Regions from separate parts of the Homo sapiens genome. Here region 1 is linked to region 2. Evidence: read pairs that join two places in POLR2A ChIA-PET (ENCODE). Cell type or tissue: A673. All regions are shown on one strand. Links, peaks and the distances in the headings refer to the core of each region. The heading gives the core; the rest is flanking DNA.

Region 1 (7,025 bases), core at 2,431-4,930, 210 kb before region 2:
TCTTCATGTGAAATTGTATAATAAAGAAATGGCCTCATGTCAGTTCTGCTCTGGTTTTGCCCCCAATAGGAAGAAATGTTTTGTTTTCAGAATGTTCAGAATTTCAGAAAAGGGGTTGTAGACCTATGTCTTAATAGCTCCGGCGCCTTGAGCATAATGTCCTGTGTGCCTGGCATCATGCCTGGTGCTTCCCACATTTTACTCACTCAGCCCCCTCCATGGCCCTGTGAAATGGAAGGTGTTTTCAGCTTCATGGGAGTGAGTTGTTCAGGACATTCCCCTGCAGACATGGCTGTGAATAGTGACATTAACCAGCAGAGTCAAGCTGGAGAATGTGCCCTTGCTAGCAGACATCCCAGCCATGGGACCCCTGCCAGTGTACCCTGTGCCCTTGCCATAGTCTGCTCACTCCCATTCCTCCACTTTAACATCTTGTTTAGATCTTTAACATCTAAACAAGACCATATCCCGTGAGCCCACTGATTCAAAAGGCTGCTTTTACCCTTTCTAAAATTGGTTTGCCTTTTGTTTGTTTTAGTGGTTTGAATTTTGGCGTTTTTTTGCTCTGTGGATGTGTGTGGCAGCCTTTGTGTGTCTGTGTCTGGGCTTGTGTGTGTGTGTGTGTGTGTGAGAGCTTGGGCTCTGGGATGGAATGCAGTGGGTGTGTCTGCCTGCCTTGTGTCTATGCCTCTGTTCTGTGTGTTCCTCGGTGTGTCTCTCCAGGTGTCTAAGGCCTTGGATACATGAAGAGTGTGCCCCCGCCTGGGCTGTGAGTGATGAAGAGGGTTATCCTGGCCTATGATGGTGACCGCATTTGTGCTGATAACATTGTGTGCGCAGACCCCTGGGTGTTGGTGCTATCTGTGTGGCTGTGTGTCTCTGAGTTAGGGTGACCAACTGTCCCAGTTTGCCTGGGACTGAGAAGTGTTCCCAGGACATGGGACTTTTCAGTGGTAAAATGAGAAACTGGGAAAGTTGGTCCCCATCTTCCCAGGGTAGTCACGCTCTGTGGTTCTCTTTGTGTGCACCTCTTCTGTGTGTTCTCGCATATGTCTGCACACTGTGGGTGTGTGTTCTGCATGCATTTCCTCAGAGTGTGTGTCGTGTATCAGCTTTGCACATTGGTCATGTGCCTCTCCTGCGTGTCTCTCTGTAGCCAGCTCCTTGCACATGTGTCCTCTATGTTGTGTCCATGTATGCCTATGTGCATCAGTCTCCATGTGTTTGTCTCTGCATGCTCTGGAATGATCCGAATGTCTCTGTGTATGTCTGTGAATCTCTCTGCCTGTGAGCTTGTATCTAAGGGCACATGTGTTCTCTGGAACAGACACTGGGCCTCTCTGCGTGGCCATGTCTGGTTCGTTCCGCTGTGGTCAAGCTGGCCCTTCCCATGGCTCAGCCGCCCTCTCCTCTCCATCCCAGTGCCCAAGGATGCTTCTTTCTGAATCCAGCCCCTCTCTACCCTCACTCCCAGCCCCAGCCAGAACCATTGCAAAAGAGGAGTTCATTCTCCATGTAGTTAGTGCAATGTGGTTGGAAACTCCCGCCTGCCCCTGCTGCTGTATCTCAGTGCTCTGCCTTGCAGGCACACCTGGCTCCTCCCTACTTCCCAGCTCTTCCCTCTCAGCACTCTCCATCTTCCATACATTCTTTCTCAGTCTGTCTGCCTTTCCCAGTATCCCTTTCTCTCCCCAGCACCCCTCACTTTTCGCTAATTCTTGAAGACTCCCGTCAGCATCACCTGCTCTGGGAAGCCTTCCCCTCTCGCCCCTTGGCAGAGTGAGCATTTCTGCCTCTGCCCTCCTACAGCCCCAGTGGCTTATCTCCACAGTGGGGTTGCGGGGTGGGGGGGGTCATCTCTAGGCCAGGACTCTCCATTTATTGAGCCCCCTCCAGAAGGTGCCAAGCACGGGGCTGCATTGTCATTTAATCTTTACAACCATCCAGTGAGATACTTGTCCTCATGGCTGCTTTTCGGATGAGGGAACTAAAGCTCAGAGAGGTTGAGGCACTGGCCCAAGGCCACACAGCTAGGAGGTAGTGCAGCTGGTTCCAAAGTCCAGACTCCTGGCACCAGGCTACCTCATGACACCCTTTTGTGGGGGTCTGCCTGGTGTGGGGCTCTGCCTGGTGTGGACCTCTGCCTGTCCCCACTGTCCTGTGAGCGTTTTCATGCTGAGAGCAGGTTTGATTTGTCTCCGTGTGCCCAGCCCTCAGCGTGGGCCCGGGTACCTAGCAGGCACTCCATAAAGGTTTACTGAATAAACGCCTGCTCTCGAAAATGACAACCTCAGCTTTCATTAGTGTGATTTATACATGTGCTGGGATCTTCTGGGCTGCAAGGCTGGGGAACGGGTGGCTATAATTTATCAGAAAACGTGGCAATTGTTCCAGCTTCTCTTTCAGTGCAAAAGGAGGAAGTAAATTGATGGCCAACAGCCCTGCAACGGGAAGGGCCTTCGATGGTGGATACCCCGATTCTTGCTAACAGAGCAGGCACATGACTGGGAGGCCCTCCAACCGTCCCCCACGTGGGCTCTCCTATCCACCTGCTGCCTGGAGGTGGCCACAGGGGGGTCAGCTGCCTCTCATCGATCATCCTGCTCAGGATGCCAAATGGTGCCTTTGAAAGTCCATAAAGAAAGAGACACTCATTCATCCCTGATCAATCACCTCTTGCTGCCCTTTGTGCGGCACGTGCAGGACACAGCACAATGCCAGCTCGTCACGGGTGCTCAATCACCATTTCGGGATTAATGGTTTTTCAGATGGGAGTCACGCCCACCTCCTTCCCCCTCATCCCCAGGCCAGGCATCTCCAGGACAATGCTGCAGTGGCTGGAGAAGCCCCCAGCTCCCTGAGGCCCTCCTTAATCGAGATTGACGGATGTGGGGCGTGTGGTCCATAGAAGCCCCGGGCTTCTGCAGGAGCCAGAGACAACTCCTCCTGGGGATGGATGGGCAGGACAGCTGCCTCAGCCTTCCCAGATGTCCAGGGGAACCCATTCTCTCTCCCGATCAATGTGGCAGCTGGGTGAGCCCCAAGAGCCCCACCTGAGGGGCCCCAAGCCTCAGGCCTCCACCAGGCCGGGTTGTCAGGCCAAATGGCCTCAGCTCAGGAAGGCCTTTGAGCTTGAGAGCTGGGGGCAGGGGCTTGCTTCTCCCTCTGCCCCCCAGTGACAAGCTCCGTGCCCCCCTTTTCCTCCTGAGGCTGTCCCAGACTGGGCTGTGAGTGATGAAGAGGGTTATCTTGGCCTATGATGGTGATTGCATTTGTGCTGATAACTTGAAAATTCATCATCATAATAAGGCCTGCCGGGCCGCTGAATGAGACGGATGGCCTCCCCACATTCCGGCAGCACCGAGCTTCCTGCTGAGCTGCGATCATGTCGTCATCTTCATGGCTCCCCGAGGCCTGCAGGATGTGAATATTTAATTAGCGTCCCTTTCCTGCTCTCTGGGGTGTTTGTAAATATGATTCATGGGCTGTATTGTTACCTCAGCTGAGCAGTCCCTGCCCCCCTCTGCGTGACAGCATCTCGGGCAGAGACAGCCGCCTGGCAGCTTAACCCCCCAAGTCCCACCCAGTGTGCACATCCAGGATTGCTGTTGGGCCCGGACACGGATCACTTCCCTTCTACAGCACCCAGGGTGGAGAATCAAACCACGTTTTCACCTTGCGTTTGGACTGCAGGCCCAGCAGTTACCTAACAGGCCTTTGAGGAAGGCCCCCCAAGACAAGAGGCCTGATTCAGGTCAGTTGTTCACAGGGAGCAGGGAATGACCCCAAGGGAAGGCACGACTTCACCCCACCCTCACTTAGATCAAATACACACAAGCAAACCAATCACTGAGCACCTTCCCACCAGCGCAAACCAGGGACCCACCTTGGCTCTGAGGGAAAGGCCTGGGGCCAGGGAGCAGGACCTGGGGTCTTGGTCTGGTCGCTGCTGCCAGCATGCTTCCTGACCTTGAGTAGGTCATCAGGCTTCAATTTTAACATCTACACACAGGCCCGGTAACACCTATTCTTTTAGGCTCACAGGGTGATGGGGGTGCTGGGGAAGCCACAGAGTTCTATGCACATTTAAGAAATGGAGCTACTCAGGAGGCTGAGGTGGGAGGATTGCCTGAGCCTGGGGATGTCAGGGCTGCAGTGAGCTGTGATTGTGCCCCTGCACTACAGCCTGGGCGACAGGATGCCATCTCACAAAACAACAAAAAATAAATAAAGAAAGAAAAAAGAAAAAAGAAATGGAACTCAGAGCTGGGAGGGCTTACATCTCTCATATACAGATGGAGAAACTGAGGCCCCAAGAGGAAAAGGAACTTGCCTAGAAGTACAGTCAGAGCAGGGGCAGACTGTAGGGCTGCTGACTCCCAGCTGGGGGATTTTTCTGCAACAGAGTTTAGAAACAAAACTATTTTATTCTTCCAGCTGTGTTCCTGCATTTGCTTGGTAGTTATTACTATAGGGAATGAAGGCAGGGCACTTCTCCCTAAGACAGAGTGCAGGCCGGGAATGTAGTGGGTTCCCCGCGTGGTGCTGCAGCTGTTGGAGGTCGTGTGGTGGGGAACAAAGGCAGTGGGGCTGTCTGGGCACACCCTCGGTCTCAGGGATCTACCGTGGAGGACTGTCGCAAGCTGCCTCTGCACCTCCCTCAGCGCCCCAGCAGGGCTGATCTTGTGGGGCACCCGCACGACGCACACAAACGGCCCTGAGACCACTGCAGGAGCTGGGCCTTCACTGTCCTCACGGGACCCACACCTCTTCGCCCCATCAGCTGCTGCGGCTCTCCAGGGCCATCTCCACAGTCCTCTCCACCCCTGCTCCCGGTCTTCCGGTCTACAGTCTTTTCTGCCTAAAACCCTTCTGCAGTGGCCCCAGCTTCAGAAATGAGTCCTCTCCCTGGCCTCAAAGGCCTTTGTGATTTGGGTCCCTCCATCCCACTTTGTCTCATTCCCTCCCTCCCACCCCTCATCCCTATTTGCCCCCCGAAACCACAGGCCCTTGTATACTTCTTTTGCTTTGCACTGCCCTCCCCTCTGTCTGCCTGGCAAAAATTCCCTCTCACAATTCAAAACCCAGCTCATGTCCCCAACTCTGGAAACATCCCTGATGCTCCAGACCCTCGCCTCTGCCCCCGCCCCCACCCCCTGACATACCATCCTCGGAGTGCTCAGCCTCAGGATTTCTAAACCTGTCTTCCTCCAGTCTGAGAGCAGCACTGAGTCGGAGACCAAGTCCTGCTCCTCTCTGTGCCCAGGGCCTAGCCCAGGGCATGGCACAGAGTGGGCATCAGTGATGTCAATGAATGAGAGGGTTTTCCAGGCAGGTTCTCTGTATGCACAGTCTCAGGTTCACAAGCTTGTTGTCCACACAGCAGCTGGTCTAGGAGCCATACTCTTCCCTCCCTCCCCAGGCCTTTGTCTGCTCTACTCATCCAGGCCAGGAGCCAGGGACCCTGGCAGATGGAGTGGAAGGAATGGGGAGGAGAAGGGCGCGGTGGTGGCTGGAGGCGCCATGCATGTGGAGCCTGGTCCCCCTCCATGCAGCTTCTCGGAGTCAGGTGGGAGGCCCTGGGATCTGAACAGCTTAGCAGGTTCCTTATCCATCCTCTTCCACTGGGGATGGGGCGGGACCCTTTGTCTGAGGCCTTTGATCAGACTCTGTGTCCTACCTTCCCCCAGGTGGAGAAAAGCAAAAATAAGATCCTGGGAAGCAGCTGGCTTTGCCAGGTGTTGAGGGTAGAGTTCCTGCCTTCACCCAAACAGGAGGCTCTTCTGGTCCCAGGTGACCTCATACCCAGCCCGAGGCCTTTGCCTACCTCCTGTCCCTTCCCCATCTCGAAACGCTGCGATTATTGATTCTGCCTTTGGCCTTTTCCTGATGAAGCCTCTGCTCCTGCCTGGCATGGGGGCCTCAGGGATGCAGAGAGTGGGTCTTCTAAGGGCAGTGGGGGCTCCCCTGCCACAGTCATTTTGGGGGGGCACAAATGAAGAACAGCAGTGGTTGGGCTGCCTGTCGTCAGGGATGGCTGGCCCAGCGGTCATTACAGCCATTCGCCCCCAGCCCATGAAGCGGGTCAGAATCCCTAACTCATTAACGACTGGCCCATCCATCTTGTCTGTCTGCACTGACACAGCCGTCGCCCCTGACAGCAGACACTGCCCTCCTGGAGGCATTACCCTCTGTGTGGGGATGAGGGGTGGGCTTGGCCGATGGGAGAAGGAAGCGTCTGTTTGGGAAATGTCCTTATTGTTTCAACCACTTTGAAGCCACAACGTGTGCATGTGTGAAGGGGAAGTCTGTTGGTGGAATTGTGTGAACAGACCGGGGTTTGATGTGGGCTGCATCACTGCCCTGCCATGTAGCTTTGGGCAAGTCCCTTCCCCTCTCGTGGATCCTCAGCAACCCCCTCTATACAACGGAGAGACCGATCTGTCTCTTGGTCCATTAGAATACAATGGATGGGGACTGCCAGCACTGCCCACTTTCAAGACACCAGGACTCTTAACCTGAAAATGGCCGCCTCCCTGATGCACACACACTGGGCTCACTTTCAAAAGCAGGCCAGTCTAGCCTGACCTGACAGGTTCACGTCCTAGGCTACAAGTCCCCACGTATGATTTGTGAAGGGCCTTTGGAAGCCAAACTAGGCATTGCCAACTTTCTGGACAGGGACAGAAGAGATCAGTCATTAGGGGGCTGTTTCCTATTGCCCAGTTGCCTGTGGTCTGCCTGGATGGGGTTTTGCTTGCTCTTGGGTAGATGTGGCTGTGGACTGTTGAGCTGTTTGTTGAGTTGATCTGTCCTGGACCTCTTCTCCTCTACCCCACAGCAGTGCTCACCACAGGCCTTCTAATGGTCAAATCCACTCCCAAGTAGCAAGTCATGTGGATGCAGAGGAGTTTCTCAGCTCAGTGTCTGGAGAGAGAGTCACAGGTTCCTAGGCTGGACTGGACCTGGGCACCTAGGGGAGACACTCCCCATTATGCATGCACTCTGCCTGCACCCCCAGGGAT
Region 2 (7,025 bases), core at 1,026-3,525:
GTAGAGTCAGGATTCTGCTTTTCGAGCAAGTTCCCAGGTGAGACTGATGCTGCTGATCCTCAGACCATATATATCTGAATGTTTCGTTTCATGAGTTCCTTATCCATAATATGTAAAGTGCATTCAGCATTAAGAAGGCATTTGGGGCACAACTCCCCATTGCAGTGGGACTTCGTCAGTAGCCCCTTGCCAGGCCTGGGATGTGTGGCTTGAAGGTGGAGTCAGAGTGCTATATGGCATCCACTTGGGGCCTGCACTCTGGTTGTGACCTCAGTCCTGAGAGACAATGGGCCCCAGGCTCAGCCCTGGACCAGCACCCCGTCTGGCCCAGCAAGGGGCTCAAGAGCAAGCTCAGAGGGTTGCTGGAGCAGGTGAGACACTCATGGGTAGGACCCAAGTGGTCTGTCTCTGAGCCTCCCGCACTGGCCTGGGCTGGGCACGGAATGGCGCTAGCCAAGCGCTAGCTCAGTTGGGATGGAAGGGCTGCAGGATGAGTGATTTGGGGATCTAGGAAGGCATCCGTGTACAGCTCCCTGGGAGAGGCAGCATCCAAGGTGGTCTAGGGGAGAATTCACAGGAGCAGAGTGACAGCAGACCTGGGCCTGAACTGGCTGTATGGCTCTTGCTGCTTGACTGGTCCAGTTATCTGACCCCACATCCACCTCCCACGATCCTGGCCTGACACGGCCTGAGCTGAGGGCCACCAGTGCCCTGGGCTGTCATCTTCTTCTGCTGGGGACAGAGCCCTACACATCCAGGCAGAGCCTCTGTGTGCTCTTCTGGGTAACAGGACGAATCTGTGCTTCTGCTTCTGCTTCAGATGAGGCAGTGCCTCCAGTGATAACACACTGGCTGTGCTCAGCATTTTTTTTTTTTTTTTTTTTTGGAGACATGGTCTTGCTCTGTCGCCCAGGCTGGAGTGCAGTGGGACGATCATGGCTCACTGAAGCCTCAAACTCCTGGGCTCAAGTGATTCCTCCACCTCAGTCTCCCAAATAGCGGGACTACAGGCGTGCACCACTGTCCCTGGCTGTGCCCATCTTAATGATGTGACATGACCCAGTAGAATGCTTCCTGAGCTCTTACATGTGCCGGGCCTGGTACCAACACCTTACATACTTTAGCTCATTTAATCCCATCACAACCCAATTAAGAAGGTGTTATTATTATTCCCTTTTTACAGATGGGGAAACCGAGGCTCAGAGGGATTTGGTCACTCCTCCAGGGTCACACAGGCTGTCCACAGTCTGGCTCCGGGGCCCTCCTGCTTATCCTGCACCCACAGTGATTGCTGTGTGTGTTTTCTTCAGGAGAATCCCTTCAAAGAAAGGATCGTGGCGGCGTTTTCCGAGGATGGTGAGGGGAACCTCACTTTCAACGACTTTGTGGACATGTTTTCCGTGCTCTGCGAGTCGGCTCCCCGAGAGCTCAAGGCAAACTATGCCTTCAAGATCTATGGTAACCAGGGCTAGAGGAGGGGGCCTGAATATGCGGTGGGGGAACATGTGGGGCCCTTAGGCTGTCTGGTTACTACTGGCTCCTGCCCTAGGGACACCAAGAACAGTGAAGCTGATCTGTCCTCTGAAGAGTGCCTGTCCAGTGGGGTGGCCAAGGGAGACGATCAGTCCCTGAGAGACATCTGTGAGGGTCCTGAGAACGAAGGAGGGAGGGACTCACCCATCCCAGGTCGGGTGGTTAGTGTGAGAGGGGTCCCAGGCATGACCTTTAAGCAGGGACTAGCAGAGGCTTGGACTGGAGAAGAGGGGGCTGGCAGACCTGACAGAGGGCGCAGCCCATGCAGACACAGGGAAGCGCAGAGCTTGATAAGGAGATGGGAGGAACTTGGAAGGTGGTGGGACAGGGGGCGGTATGAGTCTGGAGAGAATCTGGGGCCAGGCTGTGGGAGCCAGCCACAGAGTTTGGACCTAGTGATCCAGACACCAGGGCCACTGCAAGGTTTCCAGTGAGGAAGGGCAGCTCTGTTTTCTAGAAGGATCACTCAGCAGCTTTGAGGTGTAAAATGGAGGAGCCAGAGAGGCTGCCTAGGCCATGGTGGTAAGGCCAGGCCTGCAGGGGGGCCTCTGGAGCCCCCCCGAATACTGCCTGAGGTAGGGCCACCTGGATTCACCCCGCCCAGCTCTGCCCTCAGGCTGGCTGTCTCACCAGCCACCAGAGGGCGGCGGGCACTCATGAGCCAAGGACTCATGCTTCTCCCACAGCCACAGGGAGAAAACTTCATACCCACGAGCTCACCCCCTCTGCTGGCCTGACAGACCCATGGGGACTGGTGTCAAATCCTCAGATAGACCTCAGTTGAGATGCCTAAGGCCTAGGAAGGGGCTGGGACCCAACTTGGACCTGAAGAGTCAAGGTCAAAGCTCCTGTCCTCAGCACGTTTGATCAGACACTGGATCCCAAAGGCAGCAGGGCCTATCAGGGGCTGACATTTTGCTTTCTTTTTTCTTTTCTTTTCTTTTTTTTTTTTTTTTTTGAGACAGAGTCCCACTGTCGCCCAGGCTGGAGTGCAATCGTGTGATCTCGGCTCACTGCAACCTCTGCCTCCCGGGTTCAAGCGATTCTCTTGCCTCAGCCTCCCAAGTTCAAACGATTCTCCTGCCTCAGCCTCCTGAGTAGCTGAGATTACAGGTGCCCGCCACTACACCTGGCTAATTTTTGTAATTTTAGTAGAGATGGGGTTTCACCATGTTGGTCAGGCTGGTCTCGAACTCCCGACCTCAGGTGATCTGCCTGCCTTGGCCTCCCAAAGTGCTGTGATTACAGGTGTGAGCCACCACGCCCAGACTGACGTTTCACTTTCTAGTTATCATGTTTATTTCAGAGGACTTTGGTTTCTGTCTGTGCACCCACGTTTTGCTTGCATATTAGAAAGAAAATACCTGCCAGTCTGCCCTCCACAAACTATGCCCACATGGCTCATGTAAAAAGCTTCTCAGATTCCACCCAACATCCGCCCGGTCTTGGACCCCATAGCATTGCTCCTGGGACGGGCTGCTGTCTGCCCAAGACAGGGGCGTGCAGATCGCATGGACCGGGTGGGCACAGGAATACATGGAAGAACTGTGGCTTCCTTGCTGCTCTAGGCTGGGGGTGGAGTGGGGAGAGGCAGCCAGGGCCCTCCTAGTCTGGCGCTGGGGAGGCCTGGGGCCTCATTTGCAACAATGATCATCTCACTTCTGAGCCTCAGTTTACTCAGGTTAAATGGCCACAGGAATTCAGCCAGCCAGCCAGCAAATCTTTCCAGAGATTTGCTATGTCCCATGCCATGGGCAGAGATGAATACTCCCTGACGCATACCCTAGAGTTGTGCCCAGGCCTCTGCAGAGATAGACAGGGCAGAGTCACCCCAAGAGCTTGGGCTCTAGGGTCCAACAATGACCGGGATGTGACCTCAGGCAGGTACCTCTCCTTTTCACCTCCCTGTTTCTTTTTTTATTTTTGAGATAGAGTCTCGCTCTGTCAACGAGGCTGGAGTGCAGTGGTGCGATCTCAGCTCACTGCAAGCTCCGCCTCCTGGGTTCACGCCATTCTCCTGCTTCAGCCTCCTGAGTAGCTGGGACTACAGGCGTCCACCACCACGCCCGGCTAATTTTTTTTTTTTTGTATTTTTAGTAGAGACGGGGTTTCACCGTGTTAGCCAGGATGGTCTCAATCTCCTGGCCTCGTGATCCACCCACCTCGGACTCGCAAAGTGCTGGGATTACAGGCGTGAACCACCGCGCCTGGCCACCTCTCTGTTTCTTCATGTGTATAGTGGAGATTCAATTGTGCCTGCCTCATAGTTTTGTTTTGAAAATTAAATGAGAAAGAGCATATAATGCTCACATGATGGGTCTTTGTCACTACCATTAATGTCAGAGTTTGCCAATGGGCAACAGAAGCTCATTTGCGGGGAAGAGGACCCTTATCGCTAGAAAGCCCCGCCACTGGGAGGTGATGTGTGAGCCAAAATTTGAAGGATGACCAGGAGTTTGCTGGGAAGGGACCCCAGGCAGAAGAAACAGCACATGCGCAGATCTGGTAGTTGGGCTCAAAATGTAAGAAGAGAGAGTTCACTTTGATGTGGCCAGGCATGGCTCGGTCCTCTGAACCATTTTGCTGTGCTTTGGGGCAGTGGTAGTGCCTTTTGCTGGGTAGAATCAAACCATGTTCCCTGCTCTGTGTGCACAAAGGCCAGGCACAGGCCCCTCTCTAAGGGTCTTTTGATTTTGAGTCTCCTGACCCACCGTGTCTTCTGGTCACACACCACTGAGGCAACGGGGTGCAGTTTAGAAAACATGGGTCTTAGAGTCCCATAGGCCCTAGTCAGAATCCCTGCTCCATCTCCGAGTGGCTCTCCCACCTTGATTCAATCGCATGGCCTTTTTGGGCCTTAGTTTCCTTAGCTCTAGAAGTCTAAAGGGAACACTGGGTCCACTGTGGGCTAAGGCCAGGAAGGGCTATCTGGCCTAAGCCTGAAGTTCTCAGGAAACCTCAGATTTGGACTTTTGACCTGCTTCAGGATGTGGTTTAGTCATTGTGGGGTTGTTGTTGGTGGTGGATGTGGGTGTTTAAGCGATGCCTGGTGGGTAAGCCCTCTTGGGGGCAGGGATCCAGTATCCCAAGAGTGTGCATGGAGATGCTCTGGGGACATCAGAAGCTGGTGGAGGTAGTGGGGCCAGCTAGGAGGAAGAGCTATAGTGTAGGGGTCCCTGGGTGCACGCAGCCTGGACTTGAACATGTCCAACCCCTGCCCTACAGACTTCAACACTGACAACTTCATCTGCAAGGAGGACCTGGAGCTGACGCTGGCCCGGCTCACTAAGTCAGAGCTGGATGAGGAGGAGGTGGTGCTTGTGTGCGACAAGGTCATTGAGGAGGCTGACTTGGACGGTGACGGCAAGCTGGGCTTTGCTGACTTCGAGGACATGATTGCCAAGGCCCCTGACTTCCTCAGGTGCTGCCACTACAGGGGCCGGGCTTGGGCAGGGCAGAGCAGGGCAGGCCGGGATGTTGGGGCTGAGGCCCCTATCACTCGCTATTTGTGAGCAGTGGTGTGCGGCCAGGAAGCAGGAGGTCACGTTCAAGCCACCCTTGCCCTAGACGTGTGACTGGCCTTTGTCCCCTGCAGGGGGAAGGTTGAAGACCTGGGGGCCCCTTCAGTGATAAGTGGGGGCAGAACTCCCTGGGCACCGCTGTTCCTCCGTCTTCCCCCAGTGTTGATTACCTGCATCCACTATGCAGGGTTCCCTAATGAGGCACTGTCCAGCATGGGGCTGGGGCCTGCTGTGCTTTTCCCTGAGGAGCCTTTACCTGCCCGACCCAGGGCCTCTCACCCTCTCTTGCCCTTTCTCTCTTTCTAGCACTTTCCACATCCGGATCTGAGGACACTGCCGAGGCTGTAGGGGCCTAGAAGTCCACCATCCTGCCCTGCAGTCACATGGGTGTGGCCTCCAAGCTCCCCAGGAAAGCAGTGGCAGCCTCTGGGGTTTACACCACAAATATATCCTGTGGCCCTTTCAGCAAAAAAAAAACCTTAACCAGGAAGGGGGCCTGTGAAGGTTAGGACCCTTCCCACAGCCCCGCTGTGGTCCAGCCCCGGGACCCATGGCCTCTCTCCAGGCCCTCCGCACCCCGCCCCATGCCCCAGTCCTTTCCTACTCCAGAAATGCTCCCCACCCCCCCAAAGAGGGAAAAGCAGATAACCCAACAGGAGGTGGTGGGGTCTGACGTGTCCAAGTGCTGGCAGACACCCTGGTCACCCAGGACAGAGCGGAAAAAAAAAAAAGAGGTCAGGGTTTTAACGAGCTATGCAATCTTTTTCCAAAACCCAAGGTTGGGCTGCTTCCCACCCCTGCCTGTTCCCCTTCTCCCGGCCTCCTTCACAATGTGAAGCTGTGGGTGCAGTGGGCCCAAGGGCTCTTGCTCCTGTCTCTGCCTCTGGGTCATGAGTACCACCCTGCCTGCCTCCCCAACACCGTGGAATCCTCACTGGTGTGCTGTCCACAGATTTGTGAACTCCTGGTAGTAAAACACTTTTGCATCCCTTTGCTCTCCATGTATGCTAATGTTAGGAAATGTTTGAGGGTACCTTTGCTTCTGATCCTTGAAATCCCACCATTGGTGTCTCACCTCTCGGCATTAGGCAGTGCCTCCTGCTTTAGGCACTAACTTTGATTTCAGTGCGTGTGCCATCGGGAGGAAAACACATTCATGCCCCGAACCTTCCGTGAATTCCCTGACAGTATCTCTGGTTAACATTTGGGAGTGCTAACCACTCAGGCACAGGGACAGTTGCTTCAGTCTCAATCCTTAAACCCCCAAGGAGGGAGGGACTCTTACAGGCCTATATTTCAGGAAAAGCTGCATAGCCAAGTGGTCACTAAGAGTAGATTTCCCACAAATGCAACCTGAGCCCGCTCTGCCCAGGGTCAGGGCAGGGAGGAGGGGCACGTATGGTGTTCTCTCTGGAGATGATCAGTCCTGTTTTCTGCATCCCAGGCCTGGGGGTTGTTGGGAGTGGGGTAGCAAGCCAGCTGTCCACCCTTATAGAGAAGGGGACATGTGGATAGGAAGGGAAGTGACACACAAAACAGGAAGTTTCCTGAGGGACAGAGTTCCAGGAAGAGCCAGCCTGACCTGAGGGTACAGCTGGAGCGAAGAGGCCTGAAGCAGAGGATGTGGCTTCTGGCCCTCCCCTCCTTTTCGCTGATGGGGCCGCAAGGAGGGGAACTGGTTTTGTTCTCGGTAGCAATTGCATGATGTCACTTGGCCAGTTAGAAAGGTGTCTGTGCTAGCACACAGCCTGCCACACATTCGGTAAGTGCTCAGTAGTGGGAGGCAGGTTCAGTCAGTCTGCCTGGGCCTCAGCATGCTTATCTGGGAAATGGGGGTGGTGACCCCTGCCTTTGGCCAATCTCATTCCTCTCCAGTCCCTCCTGTGCATGGATGGGAGGCACAAGGAAAGCAGGACATAGCCAGGAGCTGCAGGCACCTGCAAGGTCCTCTTCCACCTGCTCTCAGGCAGG

The links. Peaks named below come from ENCODE experiments on the same cell type or tissue, not always from the same donor. Only the 100,000 strongest peaks of a DNase experiment are listed, where the experiment ranks them.
Region 1: POLR2A ChIA-PET joins it to region 2 with 10 read pairs; 1 of 35 experiments calls an interaction of 5 or more read pairs at or near these places.

The regions. Positions count from the first base shown.
Region 1 is chr15:78,318,895-78,325,919 of GRCh38, reverse strand. No RefSeq gene overlaps it. Among named protein-coding and RNA genes, the nearest start is that of CRABP1, 18 kb to the left of the region's middle. RefSeq lists enhancers at 3,042-3,625, 5,968-6,553. In A673, for the core only: no CTCF peak of the experiment used is centred there; a DNase peak (open chromatin) is centred at 3,449; H3K27ac peaks cover 1,715 bases.
Region 2 is chr15:78,103,668-78,110,692 of GRCh38, reverse strand. It overlaps CIB2 (calcium and integrin binding family member 2), which reads left to right. Exons shown (of 6, transcript NM_006383.4): 4 at 1,311-1,458; 5 at 4,759-4,954; 6 at 5,361-6,087. The coding sequence ends at 5,382. It overlaps SH2D7 (SH2 domain containing 7), which reads right to left. Exons shown (of 6, transcript NM_001101404.2): 6 at 6,331-7,025. Among named protein-coding and RNA genes, the nearest start is that of SH2D7, 15 kb to the right of the region's middle. RefSeq lists an enhancer at 6,596-6,665. In A673, for the core only: a CTCF peak has its summit at 2,174 (motif pointing right); a DNase peak (open chromatin) is centred at 2,212.